Linked DNA regions of Homo sapiens: region 1 is linked to region 2. A link is an interaction called in ENCODE POLR2A ChIA-PET data of the cell type or tissue named here. Cell type or tissue: PC-9. All regions are shown on one strand. Links, peaks and the distances in the headings refer to the core of each region. The heading gives the core; the rest is flanking DNA. Region 1 overlaps PRKACB (protein kinase cAMP-activated catalytic subunit beta). Region 2 overlaps RPF1 (ribosome production factor 1 homolog).

What was found. ChIA-PET counts read pairs that join two places held together with the same protein. Peaks named below come from ENCODE experiments on the same cell type or tissue, not always from the same donor. Only the 100,000 strongest peaks of a DNase experiment are listed, where the experiment ranks them.
Region 1: POLR2A ChIA-PET joins it to region 2 with 18 read pairs; 2 of 35 experiments call an interaction of 5 or more read pairs at or near these places.

What each region holds. Positions count from the first base shown.
Region 1 is chr1:84,224,929-84,230,313 of GRCh38, reverse strand. All of the region lies in intron 9 of PRKACB (protein kinase cAMP-activated catalytic subunit beta), which reads right to left. Among named protein-coding and RNA genes, the nearest start is that of SAMD13, 74 kb to the left of the region's middle. RefSeq lists enhancers at 4,549-5,348, 5,349-5,385. In PC-9, for the core only: no CTCF peak of the experiment used is centred there; no DNase peak of the experiment used is centred there.
Region 2 is chr1:84,484,931-84,490,315 of GRCh38, reverse strand. RPF1 (ribosome production factor 1 homolog) reads right to left here. Exons shown (of 9, transcript NM_025065.7): 4 at 588-683. Among named protein-coding and RNA genes, the nearest start is that of RPF1, 8.4 kb to the right of the region's middle. In PC-9, for the core only: no CTCF peak of the experiment used is centred there; no DNase peak of the experiment used is centred there; H3K27ac peaks cover 709 bases.

The DNA of each region.
Region 1 (5,385 bases), core at 222-5,221, 260 kb after region 2:
TTACTGGTACCAAAACAGAGATATAGATCAATGGAACAGAACAGAGCCCTCAGAAATAATGCCACATATCTACAACTATCTGATCTTTGACAAACCTGAGAAAAACAAGCAATGGGGAAAGGATTCCCTATTTAATAAATGGTGCTGGGAAAACTGGCTAGCCATATGTGGAAAGCTGAAACTGGATCCCTTCCTTACACCTTATACAAAAATCAATTCAAGATGGGTTAAAGACTTAAACGTTAGACCTAAAACCATAAAAACCCTAGAAGAAAACCTAGGCATTACCATTCAGGACATAGGCATGGGCAAGGACTTCATGTCTAAAACACCAAAAGCAATGGCAACAAAAGCCAAAATTGACAAATGGGATCTAATTAAACTAAAGAGCTTCTGCACATCAAAAGAAACTACCATCAGAGTGAACAGGCAACCTACAAAATGGGAGAAAATTCTTGCAACCTACTCATCTGACAAAGGGCTAATATCCAGAATCTACAATGAACTCAAACAAATTTACAAGAAAAAAATAAACAACCCCATCAAAAAGTGGGCAAAGGACATGAACAGACACTTCTCAAAAGAAGACATTTATGCAGCCAAAAAACACATGAAAAAATGCTCACCATCACTGGCCATCAGAGAAATGCAAATCAAAACCACAATGAGATATCATCTCACACCAGTTAGAATGGCAAACATTAAAAAGTCAGGAAATAACAGGTGCTGGAGAGGATGTGGAGAAATAGGAACACTTTTACACTGTTGGTGGGACTGTAAACTAGTTCAACCATTGTGGAAGTCAGTGTGGCGATTCCTCAGGGATCTAGAACTAGAAATACCATTTGACCCAGCCATCCCATTACTGGGTATATACCCAAAGGACTATAAATCATGCTGCTATAAAGACACATGCACACGTATGTTTATTGCGGCATTATTCACAATAGCAAAGACTTGGAACCAACCCAAATGTCCAACAAAGATAGACTGAATTAAGAAAATGTGGCACATATACACCATGGAATACTATGCAGCCATAAAAAATGATGAGTTCATGTCCTTCGTAGGGACATGGATGAAATTGGAAATCATCATTCTCAGTAAACTATCGCAAGAACAAAAAACCAAACACTGCATATTCTCACTCATAGGTGGGAACTGAACAATGAGAACACATGGACACAGGAAGGGGAACATCATACTCTGGGGACTGTTACGGGGTGGGGGGAGGGGGGAGGGATAGCATTGGGAGATATACCTAATGCTAGATGACGAGTTAGTGGGTGCAGCGCACCAGCATGGCACATGTATACATATGTAACTAACCTGCACATTGTGCACATGTACCCTAAAACGTAAAGTATAATAATAAAAAAAAAAAGAAATTTCTGGGATAATTAACTGTTGGCATCAAAATCCTGGCTCCTAAGGTTACAAAACTTCAGTCTTAATTTTTAGTTCCTTGTTTTTAAGACCTTATCTTTTCCTATCCCTCTTGTAAAAATTCTTTTCTCCTCAAGTTACAGCTAAATCTCAGACTTACTTTTAATTGCTTTCCTTTTTTAATTCCCAAGTTTATTTTGTTTAAAATATCTGGCCATCAAAACTTTCTGAGAGTTTGGAAAGAAATATAACTCTTTTAGAATTAGAGAATTGTTAAACCTTAAACATTTTTCTCCTTTGATCCTAAAAGTAAAATGTCTTCCCACTACTTCGAATATGGTCTTCTATAAAGATTAAATGTGGGTACTGAATACATTTGAGGAAAAGATTTTAAAAGCTAAAAAAAAAAAATCATAATCTGCACAGCCTTTATAGAATTTACAAACAATTACAGTTGCTTTATTCTGTTCTCAGTACAACACTGTGAGGAAGGAAGGACTGGTGTTCTTACTCCCATTTTACAGATTATAAAAGAGTCGATTGACCAAATTCACATGACTGATAAGCGGCTAAAGCAGGTTTCATATTCATGATTCTCCACTTCTGGCCCAGAGCTCTCCAAGGGTTTTTAATTTATATCCCTTTCATTAAAACATTTTCTAGTACACATAATCAACATATATATAGTTATTTACTTACAATTTATTTAGATGTATGACTATACTATTATAAGATACACACACAAATAAGGTATTGAAAAAGAATAAGGTAAAAATAAGTAGGAATGGGACTTCTAATATTATCTTTTTGTTTGAGAGCTGGTTGCCTTGCACGCCCTGCTTTGGGGACTGCTGTTTTGCACTACCCAGAAGAATGAGCTAAGCAGACAGTTGCTTCACGTCTAGCCAGCCAGCAATTTAGAATAACAAACCTATTGGGGCAATCATGTGTAGAAAATGATTGTACAGTTTGAGTTGTTCAGGCTACTTCTTTCTTCTGCCTTTTTTTTTCCTTGATCATTTGGAGATGCATCAGAGAATAAAGAAGACAATTAAAACTATTCATATTTACTATGATTTTTGCACTGCTGTGCATAGTTATAATACTTGAGAAGATATTAAAACAAATGGTTAAAGTACTCTGCTATTTTTATTTGTAAATTGTCCATGGATCCTTACATCTGTTTCATTGATAATTCAAGATTTGGCTGTCAATCAATTTGTCCATTACTACAATCTGTATGTTACAGTGTGCCACTTGTTGGTAGGTTACCTGTTTACTACCTGGGATAAGTCAAGCCCTCTGAAAAGCACATACACTTTAAATGAGTAGTGGCCTTCCTGTTCTATCCCCTTTTAGGAATAATTATTAAAAATTAAACACATAATAGGAATAGATAAGTAAATGACTGCTATTTGGCAGAAGATTTTATTTCTAAATATAAATATGAAAAGATTCAAATACACCATAAATCTTTAGCATACTAATAAAGTTGACAAGCCTCAAGGCAATCTAAAGAATATACCTCGAAATAGCATTAATTAACAATAAATACAACAATAAAGATAATATAAGCAATGATAATTAGAAAGGGAAATGGATGATTTTATTGGAAATATAAATTTCTTAAATTGAGTCAAAAAGTAAAAACTTGAAGAGACCAATACCCAAGAATTAGTCTGTTAAAATTTATAAGGAATAGATATAAGATGACTCTATGTTCCTAAATTTTCTGCAGAATAAAAGCCTGGAAACTTTCTAAACTCATTTTATGAATCCCATATAATCCCAACTTCAAAAAAACAGAAACTGTAGACTAATAAAACTTATGACTACAGAAGTAAAAACCCTAAATAAAATTTTGGCAAATAGATTTCAGGCAAATATTAAAATGTTAATACCCCATGATTAATGGTATTCATTCCAGGAAAGTGAGGATGTCTCCCTCATATAATTCATCACACTAACATGTCAAAAAAGATAAAATACAGTGTATTAGAAATCAACAATGTTTTGTTAACCTCATAAAGAATACCTATCTCAGCCAAATGGCCAACTTTATATTTGGTGGTAAAACATGAAAGGCAACAAATTATAGAAATGATCCCTGAAAGTATATTCTTGGGCACTTCCATTCAAAGCAGGAACAAGACAAGAAAGCTCAAGGGCCCTACTGCATTAAAATATTGTTTTAGACATTCTAATATATGTACTAAAACAAAAATGGAAATGAGATGTAAATACTGAAAAGGAACAGACAAAATGATATGCCAATCTCCTATGATTGTCAATAAAAATCCAAAGGAATCACTGAAAAATGTGGAAATCAATAACAGAATTTAGTAACATGGTCAATTATAATATAAACATAAAAATGATGTTTTGCCCATATCCTACTATAACGGGAAAGCAAACACATTAATAATAGCAACCAAAATATAAATTTAAGCAATAATTTTAAGACATAAATTCCTTCCTATATGGAGGAAGGGGGGTTCTCTAAAACTTTACTGAATGACGAAAGATATTTGAGTAAATGCAGAAGCAACATGTTCATAATGGTAAATTCTCAAGATTCAGGTTCTCTCCTAATATGCAACTTTACTGTTAATCCCCAAATTCAATAAATCTTTAGAGAGACCAAAAAAAAAAACAAAAAACCCACAAACCATTGGCAAGTCTAATCAAAAAAGGAAGAGAAAACATACAGGAGATAAGGATGATTTTCTAGGAAATATAAATTACCTAACTTGACTCTAAAATAATGCATATGGGGCAAGAGAACAGAACATTTGGAAAGGGTAAACAAGGGTGAAGAAACTGGACCCATCTAATATTAAAATATTTTAAAGCTACATAAAGCAGTGACATATACAGTACAAGAACAGACAAAAAGAACTCCTAAAAAATAAAGGTCAGGGCTTCAAGATGGCTGACTCAGAACTCTCCTCCACAAAGAAGGACCAAAACAGTGAGTAGATAATCACATGTTGAATAAAGCCTCTAAGAGAGAACACTGAAATTTAGCAGGGAAGTGACAGGGAACATCTGAGGCAGATAAGCAAAAGGAAGTGAAGCAGCTGGCCTAGCTGGGACCAGCTGGCAGCCACAAGAGGTTCTCCAGTATGGGGAAAGGGTAACTGAGAGATCCCCAGTGGTCCACATTTCCACCACAGACTCTTGCAATCCTAGCCATGTAAGATCCCCACAACCCTCGTGAATTCTGAGACAAGTATAGGGACCTGCCTGGAGTTCACACAATAGCATTGTTCCAGAGAGGGAGTTTGTTCCAGGTCCCACACCCACCCCCAGGACCCAAGAAGCTGAAGCACAGTGCCATTTTGAGAAGCCAACTACCATTAGAGAGTATGCATCTCTATACACCTGGAGCCCAACTGACAGTGCCCCATGTCTATCAAAGGGGTTCCAGTGGTACAGTGCTGGCTGGACCCAATGGTGCGGCTGGGTCCCCAGCACTCGAGCCCACACAGTGTCTTATACTCCAAAGAACAAGCAGGGCAGCACACTAGGGAAGGCTGTTTCTGGGGCCGGAAGCCAAAGCATACACTCCCCAGAGTCTGAGGGCCTCCTGCCTGGGGCCACTGCCACTGATAGCAATGCCCAGCCCCCACAACAGGACTGCCAGGTACTTGCAGCACCTTCAGTGGACCTGGGAACTGGCCCAACTGGATGCTATTTGGGGGCATGAGGACAGACTCACTCTGCCTACCACCTCTCAAGTATTTTATCCAGGGGCCTAGGAATAGTCCTTCCCTGCCTACCAGAGTCTGTATCTGTGTGCACCAATAGGGGCCTGAGGACAGGCCTGTCCCTTTAAGTGCCACCCCTCCTAGTGCCCTAGCACACCACCTGGGAGGCCTGGGGAGTGCCCCCCTCTGTCTATCACTCTGGGTACACATACATATGATCAAGAAGCATGACGAAAGACTCAGGCTATCAGCCACTGGCATCAAAATATGCTGTCCAGTGGCCCAAAGA
Region 2 (5,385 bases), core at 309-5,308:
CAAAACAAAATAACAAAAATTTTGAATAGTTTTCAAAAAAGAATAAAAATCTTATGTGGTACATATTCATAAGGAAAGAAATAATAATTATTATGATTAATAGAAAGCAACATTGAGGAAAGCATGAAACTCGAACAGTGTGTCCTCTTTTATCAAAGGCTGATCATCCTAAAGCAGTGGTTCTCAATTAGGGGCGATTCTGCTCCATCAGAGGACACATTTGGCAATGTCTGGAGACATTTTTGATGGTTATGACTGATGGTAGTGGTAGTGGTGTGTGGTTGCTACTGGCACCTAAAGCATAGAGGCCAGGGAAGCTGCTAAACATCCTGTAATGAACAGGATAGCTCACCATAACAAAGAATTCTCCAGCTAAAATGTTAACAATGTTGAGGTTGAGAAATCCTATCTTGAAGAATCATGTTTAGTAAACCTACATCATATTACCAGAGCTACGTTTTATTTACTTAGTCACAGGCATTCTTTAAGGCAATTAACTAATGGTTTAACTCTTCTGAACAGAGTACTTTAAATAGAAGTAATAAGAAAATTAAGAATTCAAGAACTAAATTAATCAATGTGTTTACCCCATGAGGTCTATCTGATGTTGTGATGAGAATCTTGGGAGAAGTCTGTTTGTTGAAGTAAGAAGCAAATTCATCTGTAGCTTCATCATAAGCGACCTGAGAACAGAGAAGAGGAATAATTTTACATCAAAGAAATACTCTACTGGGCCAGAATTCTAAAAGTAGCATCAGCAGGACTGTTGGACACTGAGTATCTAGCTGATAGGGGCTTTAAAGACAGACTAGGAAGGACTGACATTAATGGACACGTGAAGAGAATGGATGAGTGGATTTCTCCTGTGTAAAATACAAGTACAAAACTGAATAAAATTGTCAGAAATCACTTCAGGGCAGAAACTGAGATGTGTTTACTCTTGAACTACTTTCATTTCCCTCATCAACTTGGTTAGTAAAAACAATAACCACAAAAAAAACAAAACAAACAAACAAAAAAAGAACCAAAAAAAACTAATGAAATTACGAGAAGACAAATCTTCCATTGAGAGACACTCAGATTTAAACATTAATGAAAGTAGTACCTTTTAAAATTTGTGGAATATACCAAAAGTGGTAGTCTGAAAGAGTTTTATGGCTATACCTGCTCATATTAGAAAAAATATATATTGAGCAAATCAATAAATACAGAATAAACTCAAAGGAAGCAGAAGAAAATAATAAAGATAAAAGGAGATATAAATGAATTAGAAAACAAAGATTCAACAGGATCAAAGAAGAAAGTACTCAGAAAAGACTAAGAGAATAGATATCTTGGTAAAAACTGATTTAAAAAAGAGAAAAAGCCAAAATAAAATAATATTAGGAACGAAAAGTGGACATTACTGTAGTCTCACTCATGAACACAGATATAATTAATTCTAAGCAAAGAATTAATAAATCCAATTTGGTTATGATGTTTAATGCAGTAAGAGAAAAGCCACATAATCACCTCAATATTTGCAAAGAAAACATCTAATAACATTCTACATTCATTCATGACAAACAAAACAAAACAAAATCATAAGAATAAGTAAAATTTACTTAACCCTTAACTCATAATAATCTATCTCTAGTGACACAAATATTAATGTTGACTCATTGGAAGTATTCTTTTGAAAATCAGGAACGTGGCAAAGATGGCACTGTTGATTTTTCTATTTATTTGACATTAGGCTAGAAGTTCTAGAAGGCACAAAAATGGGAGAAAAATGGGTCAAAATAAGAAAACTGTCATTTGCAGAAATGGTTATCTAAACAGAAAAATGAAAACGATATCCCAACAAATTAGAAATGAATTTAGGTAGGCTACTGGTTAGAACATCACTATTCAAAAATCCATTGCATTTTTATAAATTGGCTAACAAAACAATTTTCAAAGACATGCAGTTTACACCAACAAAAACTGTAAGATATCCAGGAATAGCTCTAGCAAGATTTATGTGTCAACTTCCATGAAGAGAATTACGAAATACATGAAATACATTTCACTATTTAAAGGAGACCTAAGTAAATATATATTATATACATACATACGTATCCCCAAATTGATCTGATTTAGTGCCATTTATAATTTATATGGAGGAGCAAAGGCCTAGGAAAAGCCAAAACACATCTGAAGAGAGGGGATTTAGGGGCAGGAGTGAAAGAAGCATTTTGCCCTTATAGATATGAAGCCTTATTATGAAGCTAAATAATTAACTAATGATGCAGTGACAAACTGACGAAGCAAATAGCCCAGAAAAAGACCAAGCATATATAGATATTTGATATATATCATGGCATTACAATTCATTGTGGGGAAAGGCTGCACTACTCCAAAAATATAACTACTGGTTATATATAACCAGTACTGGATAAACTGGTTATATATAAATGAACTGTTAAGAAGTAGAACACAGAATTGTAAGAGTACATTAAAACTAATTCAAAATATATATATGCAAAAGGACAGGTTGGGGAGACAGGAAGGAAAGTAACTGGTTTCCATTCTCACACCAAACAGAAAACAATTCCTGACAATCAAGCAAATAAATACGAGAGGCAACTCTTTAATTATTTTAGAAGGAAAGAAGAACTTATGATCACAGGAAAGAGAAAAGTTTCTTAAATATTACATAAAAAGCTTTAAGTGCTAATTTTTCAAAAACTCAACTACATCAAGAACTTCTGGTCCTGGTCCTCAAAAGACACCATAGAAAATAAAAAGAGAATTCATGAATTGGAAGATTTCTTTAATATGTATGAAGAATTGGTATCCAAATTATATAGAGAAGTTCCACAAATGCGTAAAATATACTACATGATAGAAAACTGGGCAAAAGACATGAACTGGCTTATCTCTAAAGAAAACAACTTATATTAAATGATGCTCAACATTAGAAAACAAGGAAATACAAATTCAAACCACAATGAGACAGCCTTTTATCATTAGTCTGAACATACCATGAGTTGGTTAGAATGTGGATGAGCAGGAACACTACTCTTGTACCACAAAAGTATAAAATGATACAACCACTACTTTGAAAAATATTTTGGTACAATTATGTAAAGTTAAACATTTACACATTCCATGACTCAAAATTATCCTACTGTAGGTAAACATTCTAGGGAAACCTTTATGTACACACACCCTTGATATGCCTGTTACCCCCAAATTTATCTCAAGACCTCTTTCCTGAATTCCAAGCTCACATCCCAACTACCTGCTTGACATCTCTTCTAAAAACTCTTGAGTCATCTCAAACATAATATATGCAAAACTGAACTCTTGATTTCCCCTTAAATCTCCTTCACTCAGTCTTCCACATCTAGTCAATGACCATTTCATCCTTCTAATTTGCTCAGTCTAAAACCTTAATACCATCTCTGAATCCTCTATTTATCTCATATTCTGCATCCAATTTGTCAGGAAATTGAAGCAGCTCTGATTTCAAAATATACCCAGGGGAAAAAATATTTAGAATCAGATCAATTCTCACCACTTTCATTGTAACTACCCTGGCCCAGGTCATGATGAAAGCCCATCATTTCTTTCCTGGATTTGTTTAGTAGCTTCCTTTCTCTACTTACCTCTCCAGCTACATTCTCAGTAAAGCAGCCAACTACTTCTAAAAATTAAGTCTGATCACATCATTTTCCTATTCTTTTTTTTTTTTTTTTTTTTTTGAGACGGAGTCTCGCTCTGTCGCCCATGCTGGAGTGCAGTGGCGCGATCTCGGCTCACTGCAAGCTCCGCCTCCCGGGTTCACGCCATTCTCCTGCTTCAGCCTCCCGAGTAGCTGGGACTACAGGTGCCCGCCACCACACCTGGCTAATTTTTTTGTATTTTTAGTAGAGATGGGGTTTCACCACGTTAGCCAGGATGGTCTCAATCTCCTAACTTCGTGATCCACCCGTCTCGGCCTCCCAAAGTGCTGGGATTACAGGCGTGAGCTACTGTGCCCGGCCACGTCATTCTTCTATTCTAACCCACCCAGTGGCTCTTCATTTCACTAAGTATAAAACCAAAGTCCTCATACCGGCCAACAAAGTCACTGATCTGGTCTTTCTTCTTCATCATACTTTCCTAGGACCTCTTCTACAATTCTCTCCCTTGCTTGATTTCAGTCACAATGGCCTCCTTGTTATTCTTAAAAAGCATATTCGATACACTCCTGCCTTGGAGCTTGTGCACTGGGTGTTCTCTCATTCTGGGGCTCTTTTTGCCCAAAGATGGCTAATTTCCTCACATCCTTCAAGTCTTTGCTAAAAGGTCAATTTCTCAATAAAGCCTACCCTGACTTTCCTATATAAAATCACTACCCAGTAGACAAATGGGCAAGAGACACAATCAATCAATCAAGGGGAAAAAAATATGAAAAGATGTTCAACCTCATTCAAAATGAGAACTGCAAATTAAAACTACAGTGATATACAATTTCTCACTTATCAAACTGGAAAAAATGATTTACAATGAGTGTTAAGTTGAGGAGTAACATTCAAGTTATCTCCTCCCCAAATACTTACTAATTATCATACAAAGGGAAAAACAGTAAATTCAGAGTGGAGAAACCTGGCAGGCACCACCTTAACCAAGTGATCAAGGTAAACATAACCAGTATGAGAAAATTATCAGGTGACTCTTGGTAAGAAGTACTGAAAAAGGACTTAACATAATATTCATGGCACAGGTTAGCCTCCCTAATCCAAAAACACCCAAAACCTGAAATATTCCCAAATTCAAAACTTTTTGATAAAGCACCAACATGGCGCCACAAGTGGGGAATTCCACACCTCACCTCATGTGATGGGGTCACAGTCAAAAGTTTGTGTCATGCACAAAATCATTAAAAATATTGTATAAAAGTTACCTTTACGCCAGGTGGGGTGGCTCATGCCTGTAATCCTAACACTTTGGGAGGCCAAGGTGGGAGGATCGCCTGAGCTCAGGGGTTCAAGACCAGCCTGGGCAACATGGTGAAACCCCATCTCTACTAAAATACAAAAAATTAGCTGGGTGTGGCAGTGTGAGCCTGTAGTCCCAGCTATTCCAGAGGCAGCAGAATTGCTTGAACCAGGGAAGTGGAGGTTGCAGTGAGCAGAGATTGTGCCACTGCACTCCAGCCTGGGCAACAGAGCGAGACTCCATCTCCAAAAATAAAAAAGTTACCTTTAGGCTATGTGTATAAGATGTATATGAAACATAAATAAATGCTGTGTTCAGACTTGGGTCCAATCATCAAGATACCTCATTATCTATCACAAATATTCCAAAGCCCGGAATCCAAAAAGACTTCTGGTCTGGCTAAGTGCGGTGGCTCACGCCCGTAATCCCAGCACTTTA